3 separate regions of the Homo sapiens genome follow, and all the other regions are linked to region 1. A link is a contact called in ENCODE Hi-C or POLR2A ChIA-PET data. All regions are on one chromosome and are shown on one strand. Each heading gives the region's core, a stretch centred on a gene start or an enhancer-like site at or near the end of the contact. The rest is flanking DNA. Distances are from core to core; before and after follow the strand shown. Region 1 has its middle 93 kb from the start of MIR4290. Region 2 has its middle 120 kb from the start of LINC03062. Region 3 overlaps LINC03062 (long intergenic non-protein coding RNA 3062).

Region 1 (3,244 bases), core at 457-2,956:
AGACCTCATGAACCACTGGCATGGGTGGCCGAGTCAGAGCTTGCAGGGAAATCTGGGAAGCTGGGTGTGCCCAGATGCAGGAGACCACCAAGCGGTGCTGGTGGAGGAGTCTATGGAGAGCAATTGCCTCTGCAGCTACCACTACTGGGCAATAGATGTTTGTGGGTGGCCTGGAGCTGCCAGGTGGTGGGAAGAACCAGATACAGAGCAAAGGAGTGCAATGACGAGCTGCACCCACCAGCCCCTCCATACCTGTCCACCAGAGACATAAGCTGCCCCACCCTGCTTCCAGACCTTAGGCCAGTGTCCATTTTTGGCCAACTCTGTCCCCAGTCCATGCAGGAAAGGATTCCAGGAGACCAGTTTTCAGCTCAACCAAACTGAGCATAGAACAGCGCAGTCCAGAACCATGGCCCTCCGCAGTAAGGGGCTGATTCTGGCACCCAGCCCAGCTGTCCTCATAAGCCAGGTGGTCTGCATGCTTGTCCTAGATAGTTCTAGACTGACAAAGAGCTTTTGAGTCTCAGCTAAAGGTCCTTTTCACAAAGCAGGCAGGGGCAAACATTCAAATTCCAGCCTCCCAGAAGCTTTCCCAGACCTTTCCACCATGTAGCCCACTATTCCTGAATAACCCTTTGGGTTGCCTCTCTGAAGATTTGAGGCAAAAGTGATAGGTGGTCTTCTCCTATGCATCTCCATGCATTGGGTGACACAGGCACTTCTAGGGTGGTCATGGTGAAAGTGTCAGCAAGGACTCAAAGGCTCTGAAAAGTGGGTCTTCAGACAGAAACCCAATCAAACAAAGCAAGCCACCAGTGCCCCGGCCCAGCCTGTGGAATGCTGTCCAACCTCTTTCACTTAGGAGAGACAGGACAAGCTGTAAGCGTTCATATGCCAGCCTGGAGTATGGGGTCAGGGGTCTTGCTACTTATTAAAGATAGTCTCAGGAGAATGAGGAACAGAGGTTTGCTGTAAACTTCAGCCTTCAGGCCTTACGGGTAATTTGTTATACTGGGGAGGTCAATGGTCTAGCTCCTGCTTTGATCACAAGCAAAGGCTTCCAGATTGTTACTTATACCAGCAGTTGATTTATTACATCCAGGCTTGAAGTGTCAATGGAAATCCAACCTGAGCGGGGGCTGGGGAAGGGAGCAGGGGCTGGGGAAGGGAGCAGGGGCTGGGGAAAGGAGCAGGGGCAGAGGAAGGGAGAAGGGCTGTTTTAGAGTGCAAGTCCACTGCTCAGTCATCCCACAGTTTTGCACAGCCTGGCTGCGATTTCTGCAATATTCCCTCTGAGACACTCAATCTCTGAATATGGTCACGAATTTGCAACATTTGTGATTCATAATAATGAATCACAAATTCATGATGATGTTAATTTATTTGCTGAAACAGTAACGTCTTTTATGTTATTCTTGGTGGAAGCTGATGCCCAGGTGCCTCCCACCTCTGGCCACAAGTTCCTGGTTGCCAAATGGAAAAGGAGACACTGTAGGAAAAAAATAGGGCCAGATATTTACAGCTGGTCACAACACACAGGATATACACACATATCTGTCTGCTCCCCCTCCCTCCCCTACTGCTGCACAGTCTAGGGGCAGCTGTGTCCCATTGAAGCTATTTTTATACCCACTTCCTGTTCCTGGCAGTCATCCTTTGTGATTTCCTTGTTGTCTGCGTTTGTGGAGCCTTAGCCCCTAAAGGGTATGGCACAGACAGCAGCGGGAAGGACACCGGGCGGAAATCATCACACAGATCTTCCTCCGTCTGTCTCAGCACCAGGGTGCTTCCTCTGCCTCTTAGAAACCAGCAGCCACCCTGAGGCTACTACTTTTTCTATGTTATTGACGAAGACCCTGGTTTCACTCTGATAACTTTTGGTACAAGTGGTGCATCTTTCTTCAGGTATAGGGCCTGTGGAGTAAGGTCTGATTGGGCAGGTGATGGAGAGCCGGGCATAGATTTGCACTGACCTGCTTCGATGCGTTGTTGACAGTACATCCATCCATTCATTCATTCATTCCATTAGTCTTTCTTGCATGTCTAGTATACATCAGGACTTTTTGTGGAGGAAAAAGCAGCAAAGCACAGAAACCTAATCCCAGCCCTTAGGCGGTGTGCAGAGAGTTGGTGAGGCCAGCAGTTACAATGCCACTTCGTGAGCATAAGGCTGGGGCCCATAGGAAGCAGAGGCTGCGTGGAGAGAAAGCTGAAGCATCCATGTGTGGACTGAGAGAAGAAGGGACATGAGGGAGGGAAACTATGCTGGGCAGAGAAAATGGCCTCTCCACAGGCCAAGGAGCAGAATGTGGCTGAGAATGGAGTATGAGTGGCCGGCCTGGGGAGGAAGAGGCTGTGCTAGGGGCATGTGGAGCTATTAATGTCTGTAATGGCCTGGTGACACGGTAAGATTCTGTGTTAGAAAAATCCCTCTGCGCACACCATGGAGCATGGACTAGAGAGCGGCAGGTCTGGGGCAAGGTGGCCTAGTGGTAAGCAGGCTGCCAGAGGGGTCCCTGGCATCAGGTGAAACCTGGGCGAGGACAGAGGCCGGGCAACGTGGTGGAGAGATGGCAGCAGGAAGAGGTGCAGGAAGGGGAGAGGACAGAGCTGCAGAGCATGGGGAGAGTGCAGGCATGGGGTGAGAGGGGGAGGGAAGAAAGAGGGGAGTCATCATGAAGCTCAGGCTTCCTGTTTGGGGTGCCTCTACATTTTCTATCACTCTCAGTACCTCTTGAGGGGTTCTAGTCTCCACAAGGCCCTAAAGTCTCACCTGGGTTTCAGGTCTGGAATACCAGTAAAGCCCACACGGACTCCGAGAGTCTGCCTTGGTTTGTCTGTTTTGTGAGCAAGAGTGCCATCACCTGCACGACCCTCCTCCGAGGAGAGGCAGAAAGACCACAGTGCAGGTAAATTCAAATTTTGCCTACGTGGGAGGGAGAATCCTCTGCACAGCGGCTTTTGGCATGACTGCTCTTGGAATTAAAACTTGGGTTGCCTTAAGAAGGAACAGTATGGATTGTATTAAAATGTACTTTTTGGAAGGCAGGTGTGAGTGAAACAGCACCTACTGTATGATTGCCTTGATGTAGCACACACAGGTCGAGTGAATCCTGCTGTTGAAAGTTTGAAGAGCAGTTCCCCTTGGGTTAGTGATGAGAAGGGGCCGTGAGGGGCTTCTGGGAGCTGTAAATGTCCTGTTTCCTCTGGTGCAGGTTTCACATGTGGGGTTAGTTTGTGAAAA
Region 2 (3,252 bases), core at 750-3,249, 170 kb before region 1:
CAGGTGTCACCCTGACTTCTTGCCCCTGGGTCCTGGCACCCCTGCATTTTGGGAGTCTCCAGATGCCACACCTATCTCACTGATGCTCCTCCTCAGTGAAGCACAAGACAGCTTGCTAACTGTTGTGTTCACAACCATTTTGCATGACACCAACCTGGTTCCTCCCTAGCCCTTCTCAACATCAGTGTGATGGTGTCACCCACCCTTAGGAGCCCCCATACCTCTGCTGCAATGTGTGTCAGTCTTGATGTTGGCATGGCACCTTAGTTCCTTTATTCTGTTAACATTTTATTATAAACACTTTACAACATGCAGAAAAGCTGACATAATTGTACAGTGAAGAATTGTGTTCACAGTGTAGGTGGACATCCTCCTGACAACTGGATCCCATGATTAACCTTTTACTATCTTTGCTCTACCACATGTCTCCATCTCTCTGCCCTATCACCATGTCCATCTCATTTTTTTAATGCATTGCATGGAAGTTTCAGACATCAGTACATGCCACCCTAACACTTTAGCATGAATGTTATTGACTAGATTTCAGTATTTGTTAGCAGTTGTTTTTTGGGGGGAAGGGGTCAGATTTTCATTCAAAGACATGAACATATATTAACAGAACAATCTGATGTATTTAGGCAAATGCATCCGCTTCCATAATCCAAATTCTATAGAGATATAGGGCATCACCATTGCCCTAGAAAGTTCCCTTCTGCCCCTTCCCAGCCAATCCCCACCTTCAACTCCCCAAAGATAACACTGGCAGCATTTTGTCAACATAGCTTAGCTTTGCCTTTTCTGGAAATTCGTATAAACGGAATCGTAGAGTATACACGCTTCCGGTTTATTGATTCATCTGTGTGGCCGATTACATGCATCTGCAGTTGGCTCCTTTTAATTGCTGAGGAGTGTTCCAGCATACAGAGGTAGTGCTGCGCTGTTGATGGATGCCTGGATGCTTTCCAGCTGGCAATAGTGAGTAACAAAGCTGCTATGTGCCTCCTTGCACACATCTTTGGATGGATGCTTTCGTAATACACATGGGTGAAATGGCAGTGTGCACACCAGCCTCTTTGTGACATGCCCCTTGCCTACTTCTCAGCCACACAGCCCTGGCTGCGGAGAAGCCCTGAGCTGTTTCTCATATACCAGATGCTGTTTCATATGCGAGGACTGTGTGCGCCGGGTCCCCAACCTCTGACACTCTCACTCTCTTCTGGGTGTTCCCTCCTCCGTCATCTGTGTTCCTGCAACAAGTTCGATTCCAAGGTTTTCCTTTGACTCCAAGGGTTTCCTCTGATTCCAAAGGTTTCTTCTTGAAGTTATTCCAGGAAGTGCTGGCAAGTGTAGGACGTGCATGCTATATGTGATGAGCTGTCACCACTGGACACTGGGGCACAGTCCCTGGAGACCTCAAGGGCAAGCGCAGAACTGGCTTTGGTGTTGTCTTCTCTGGAGGCTAAGAAGCTGGGGAGATTACCCTCTGACTTCTGCAGTGCCTCCCATCACCAGCTTTGTTGCCCAGGCAGGCTCTCAATCAGTTCCCGAACCCACCCGGAGAGGCTGAGTGGAGTGTGCAGGGAGCATCCTCAGGCAGAGCCCGGCATTGCAGTAGGGCCTGCAGCTCTGTGGGAAAACAGAGACCCAAGGTCAGGCTAGCAGGGCACCCACAATGCAAACCACACCTTCTCCAGAAGCCTCCCCTGACCACCTTTTGCGTATTCTTTCCTCTGTGCTCTGATGTCACAGGGCACATGCATGCCTGGCGGTGCTCGCTTGTGCCAGTTGCAGTGGTCTGTTGGTGAGGTTTTCCCTCTCAGCTGCAAACTCCTCAGGGAGTCTCTCCATCTCTGCACCCCCAGGACTCGAAACAGCCCTTGAATGCATCAATTCACTTGTACCCTTACCACACTATCTATTCTGTCCCAGGAGTCACCTTCTACAGTGTCCTGTCACAAAGGTTTGGCTGGGACTGCTGGCAAAAGCCACTGGCTTGCTGCCTGTCCCTCCCTGGCAAGCCAGGCCTGTGTGCTGTGTGTGTAACCTTTGACAAAGTTTGTGGTCTAAAGGTTATGCTGACTGGGCTGGAGGTGAGGCGAGGACAGCGTGTGTTGGAGGTTGGTGGAGTTTTGCCAACTAGAGCAAGCTTAGTGCCACCCCCTCGCTGGGCCCTGTTCCCTGAGGAAAGAGCCTATGGTTGGCTCTTACAAGACCACAGGTCAGTCTGTGCCTTCCTGTGTGCGTCTCACCCTGGTCGGGTGGGGTAGAGTGAGCACAGAACTAGGCACATGGTTCCAGGCCGCTTCACTGCTTCCTTAAGGTTGAGAATGTCCCCCAGGTCTCTTGTGCCTGGGATTAGTGGAAGCAGGTCCTGCTGGGACTGCAGCTGGGTGCCCTGGTCACCAATCCAGCTTCAGGAACTGAGCTGGATACCTGACACCTTAAGTGGGGTCATTTGCCCTATGGACCCACATCTGGGCACAGGGCCATTTCGTTCTCAACTCTTTTGTCAGGAAATCTTTTCGTGTTCTACTCACTTGGTGATTTTGTCCATTCAACACAGGTTTTTGGAGTCCCTGGCAGGGGCTTGGCAGATGCTGTGATGTATTGGTCCAGGGAATCGGCTTCCACCCGCAGCCCCAAAGCTCTTTCTTTCTGGCATCCCCATCCATGAGGGCTGGCTGTAGGTCAAGGTGGGGTGCTGCACCCTACACCATCACTCAGAGATCCACGGCCCTTCCATCACGTGGCCCTGCCATCCTCCTGGGCCCTGGGTTTCTCAGTTGGATTCTGTGAATCCAGGAGGTGAATGAGGAGAAAAACAGCATGGAGGATCCCATGGGAGGCTTCAGGGCCAAGCCTGAGTAAGATGCGCGTCACTTCTGCTCACAATCAATTTCCCAGAGCTTTCTCAGGACCCCCTCCCCACCCCAGCCACCCACGAGGCTGGGAAATGTGGTCTCCAGGGCTGGAGGGACACGTGACATCATCCTGGCCACACGTGGGGAAGGTTAGACCCGCCTCTCGGCCATAGGTGGCTGATGATCTAGTGAGCAGGATGCGTCCACACCCTTGCTGGTGACACTGCCTATGGAGGGGTATGGGCCCTGACAACAACAGCCTCATTTTCCAGTTCCTAGGTCAAGAGACAACTGTTTCCAATGTAAACATTCTTAAATAATTCTAAAATTAATTCTCACTTGGTTATACATGTAAGGTATTTTCTCCCAAGTGGTGCTGCACAGCAACAGT
Region 3 (3,126 bases), core at 127-2,626, 220 kb before region 1:
TTTCTTTCTTCTTTCTTTCTTTCTTTCTTTCTTTCTTTCCTTCTTTCTTGTCTTTTCTTTCTCTCTTTCTCTCTTTCTTTCTTTCTTTCGCCCACTCCAGTGGATTGGAAGCAAGAGCCTTGTCTAAATAACCCACAGTTGGGTTCCATCACCTGGAACATCCATGCTAAAGTGGAAAAAAAAAAACCATGAAACTTTCCTGTTGAGTTTGACAGGGATATAAACTCTATCTGATTAATATCAAAGCAATACGTCTCTTGGCCTTAGTGCCATCTTCTTGGAAACCTCTGCACCGCGAGAGCCAAGTGGAGAAAGAAGCAAAAGCACAGACTGAAGCTCAAAGGAAGAAAGATGAGGCAGAGGTCCAAGTAAACCGCTAGGTTTTTGCACCCATGGAGGTGCCAGGAGCAGAAACATGAATGCCAGAGGCTGGAGATGCTGGTACAAGTTGTTGGACTGCATGCTACTGTCTAGAGCTTGTTTCAATGCATCTAGAACTTCATCGCCATCTGATCGCCAAGACCACCTCTGAGACCCACCTTGCTCATGTCCATAACTGTCCATGTTAGTCCTTTGCCCTGGACCTGTGACACTCTGGACTATTTCTGTGTTCACTTGTGGCCGAGTATAACAACCGTAGACTAAATCACCTCTTCTGCTGTCTTAGCTGAAGAAGCAATACGTTTGGAGGGAGAAGCCTAAGTAGCCAGGATTGCTGTTAAATATTTAGGAGCAGACTGCGTCTGTATCCTCATTTATTCTTTTCATTCAACGCATAGTAAATGACATTCCTACCACATGCCAGTAACAGCACTGGGTTCTAGGGATTAAAACAAATGTGAAAGAGCCCCTTTCCCGCCCCTGTTCTCTCTGTTGGTGAATCTCATGTGACCTCCAGTAGTGACATTACTTACCCTTTATCAAGCATGTGCTCCATGCCAGGCATTGCACTGAGATGGGCGTGCACATTGACACTGGTTTTTTGAATTCTGACAACGAGCTTGTCAGTTGGTTGTCCACATTTCTTTATAGACATGGATTGTGGCCTTTAGAGAGGTTGAGTGATGAGCTCAGAAATCTACAGCTCATTTTCTTTACGATTACAGCATGCTGCCACCAAGTACTGGTACCCCCGTCAATGGTAGCTGTTAGTGTTATCGGGCCTGCTGAAGTCACGTGGCCTCTGCTGCTACCCTGGGCCATGCACGCCATGTTCGCGTGGTGGCTTGGTGGGGGTCCCGTGGGCAGTAGGTCCAGTGCGAACTCATCTTATTTCAACAGTCAAGAGTCAAAAGAAAAGAGTCCGAAAAGGAAATCCAACCTATGACTAAGAAGTCCACAAAGTCCGTCAGGGGCTTTGTGTGAAAAACTAACCTGCTTAGTGTCAAGCTTGTTTATTCTTGGCTAAAAATGACTTCCTGTTTCTAAGAAAAGAGGCCTCTGGTGGATAGAAAACATTTCTTACAAAACAACTTTTGCTGAGCTCAGGCCCAGTGACTCAATGCCATGTGGATTATATTTCCTATAAAATGCTCCAGGCTGAAAAATCAAGGGTAAAAGTATTGGACAGGGGCTTCTGGAAGTGGGTTGTCCCCAGTGTAGACGGGGCTGTTTCCCCACACTCCTTCCTGGGGAGATGGAGTGCCCGGTCGGGGGAGTCCAGGCAGCGAGGATGAGAGGCCTTGCTTTCCCTTTGCTCTGGGGGCCTGGGGTTGTCTTCATCTGCTAGGGTCTCTGCAACGAGCACCACGGACCATTCAAGGCAGCTTAAACAACCACGTCACAGCTTAAACATTCATTGTCGATCGATGCTGCAGGTGAGATCAGGTAGGGGCTGGGGCTCTTACTGAACTTGTACCCTGGCCTCTTCCCCTTCCCTGCCCCACACCTCTCCCTCCATTTTTGCTATCCAGGAGCAAACCCTTTAGAAATCACATGAATCCATGCTTGAGCTCTGCTTCCAGGAGCTGGATTTATGGCACCAGCGTGATGCCGGGCACAGAGTAGGTGTGCAGGAAGTTCCTGTGAGTGAACGAGGAGGGGCACTTGCTCTCTCAGACACCAGGCAAGCTTCTCCCCACACGAGAGCTCTCAGATTCCCCACAGGTCCTGCAGGTGAGCAGTTTGTCCTCACATTACCAAGGAGGGGTAAAGGAAAGGCGAGCCATTTGGCCAGGCTGTGGCAGGCCAGGGATCTCAACACAGGTCTGTGTCACCACCCAAGCTGTATAGCTGTCCCCATGGCCTAGGTGAGGGACTTCACCTCCTTGTGCCTTGGATTTCTCATCTGTAAATTGGGAACATTGTTTGTTTGTGACGATTTAGTGCAGAACACATAGCCCAGCAGTGACTGCTAGCCCTGAGCGATGGCTCAGCACGCTGGGGAGGACTAGACCAATACCTCTGTACACACGCACACATATGCGCACACACGCCACTCACTACACACCCATGTACATACCCCCCATGCACACATGCATACACACACACAGGTACATCCACAATACACCCACATACGCATATGTATGCACATCCACACACACTACACACCCACACACGTGCCCAACCCCCATGTACATGCATGCACCTACACACCCATTCACACACCCTCATACATACACACATTCAGCCACATCCACACATACCTATGTACATACCCACATATATACATGCATGCACATACACTACACATACACACACACATATATGCACACAATGCATATACACTCACACACATATGCACATACAAGCACACCACAGAATGCACATGTACACATGATATGCAAGTACACAGTACACATATATATGCACACACATGCACACCTACATATCTCTATACACACATACACATAGAGGCAGCCACTCAGAACACTGGCATGTGGGTTCAATTAATTCTGGCTCGTGGCAATGTTGTTTGTTTAAGGAAGCTTACGGTGAAAAACAGTGTCACAAAGTCCCTGGGCTCCCTCCTCCCTCCGCGGCCAGAGCTACTGTTGGAGCACACGTGGGGCAGAAGCACAGCTCCATGCCCATGCCTCACAGAAGGTGAGCAGGCAGCTCTTTGGAGAACTTGAGGGTTCTCTGGGTGGCCCTGGGCATTAGGTCCCCTCTGTCAGTCCTTGCCAC

Evidence for each region. Hi-C counts contacts between places; a loop is a spot of excess contacts on that map. ChIA-PET counts read pairs that join two places held with the same protein, here RNA polymerase II (POLR2A). Pooled maps may share reads with other maps.
Region 2: a loop to region 1 is called in a map of right cardiac atrium, with 3 times the contacts of the local background. The contact joins two enhancer-like sites. A Hi-C loop is called at or near these places in 6 of 168 maps with a recorded cell type or tissue (CD4-positive, alpha-beta memory T cell, Right ventricle myocardium inferior, heart left ventricle and 2 more) and 15 of 50 pooled maps. POLR2A ChIA-PET finds 5 or more read pairs at or near these places in 2 of 52 experiments (WTC11 and activated T-cell).
Region 3: a loop to region 1 is called in a map of endometrial microvascular endothelial cells, with 7 times the contacts of the local background. The contact joins two enhancer-like sites. A Hi-C loop is called at or near these places in 1 of 168 maps with a recorded cell type or tissue (endometrial microvascular endothelial cells) and 6 of 50 pooled maps. POLR2A ChIA-PET finds 5 or more read pairs at or near these places in 2 of 52 experiments (OCI-LY7 and activated CD8-positive, alpha-beta memory T cell).

The regions. Positions count from the first base shown.
Region 1 is chr9:89,928,670-89,931,913 of GRCh38, forward strand. No RefSeq gene overlaps it. Among named protein-coding and RNA genes, the nearest start is that of MIR4290, 93 kb to the right of the region's middle. Within about 2 kb of position 1,707, at least 6 of the 41 ENCODE cell types and tissues checked have a DNase peak (open chromatin) inside an H3K27ac peak, as active enhancers do.
Region 2 is chr9:89,754,997-89,758,248 of GRCh38, forward strand. No RefSeq gene overlaps it. Among named protein-coding and RNA genes, the nearest start is that of LINC03062, 120 kb to the left of the region's middle. RefSeq lists enhancers at 2,368-2,869, 2,870-3,252. Within about 2 kb of position 2,000, at least 3 of the 41 ENCODE cell types and tissues checked have a DNase peak (open chromatin) inside an H3K27ac peak, as active enhancers do.
Region 3 is chr9:89,709,480-89,712,605 of GRCh38, forward strand. The region is part of intron 5 of LINC03062 (long intergenic non-protein coding RNA 3062); the gene reads left to right. Among named protein-coding and RNA genes, the nearest start is that of LINC03062, 71 kb to the left of the region's middle. RefSeq lists an enhancer at 2,796-3,126. Within about 2 kb of position 1,377, at least 3 of the 41 ENCODE cell types and tissues checked have a DNase peak (open chromatin) inside an H3K27ac peak, as active enhancers do.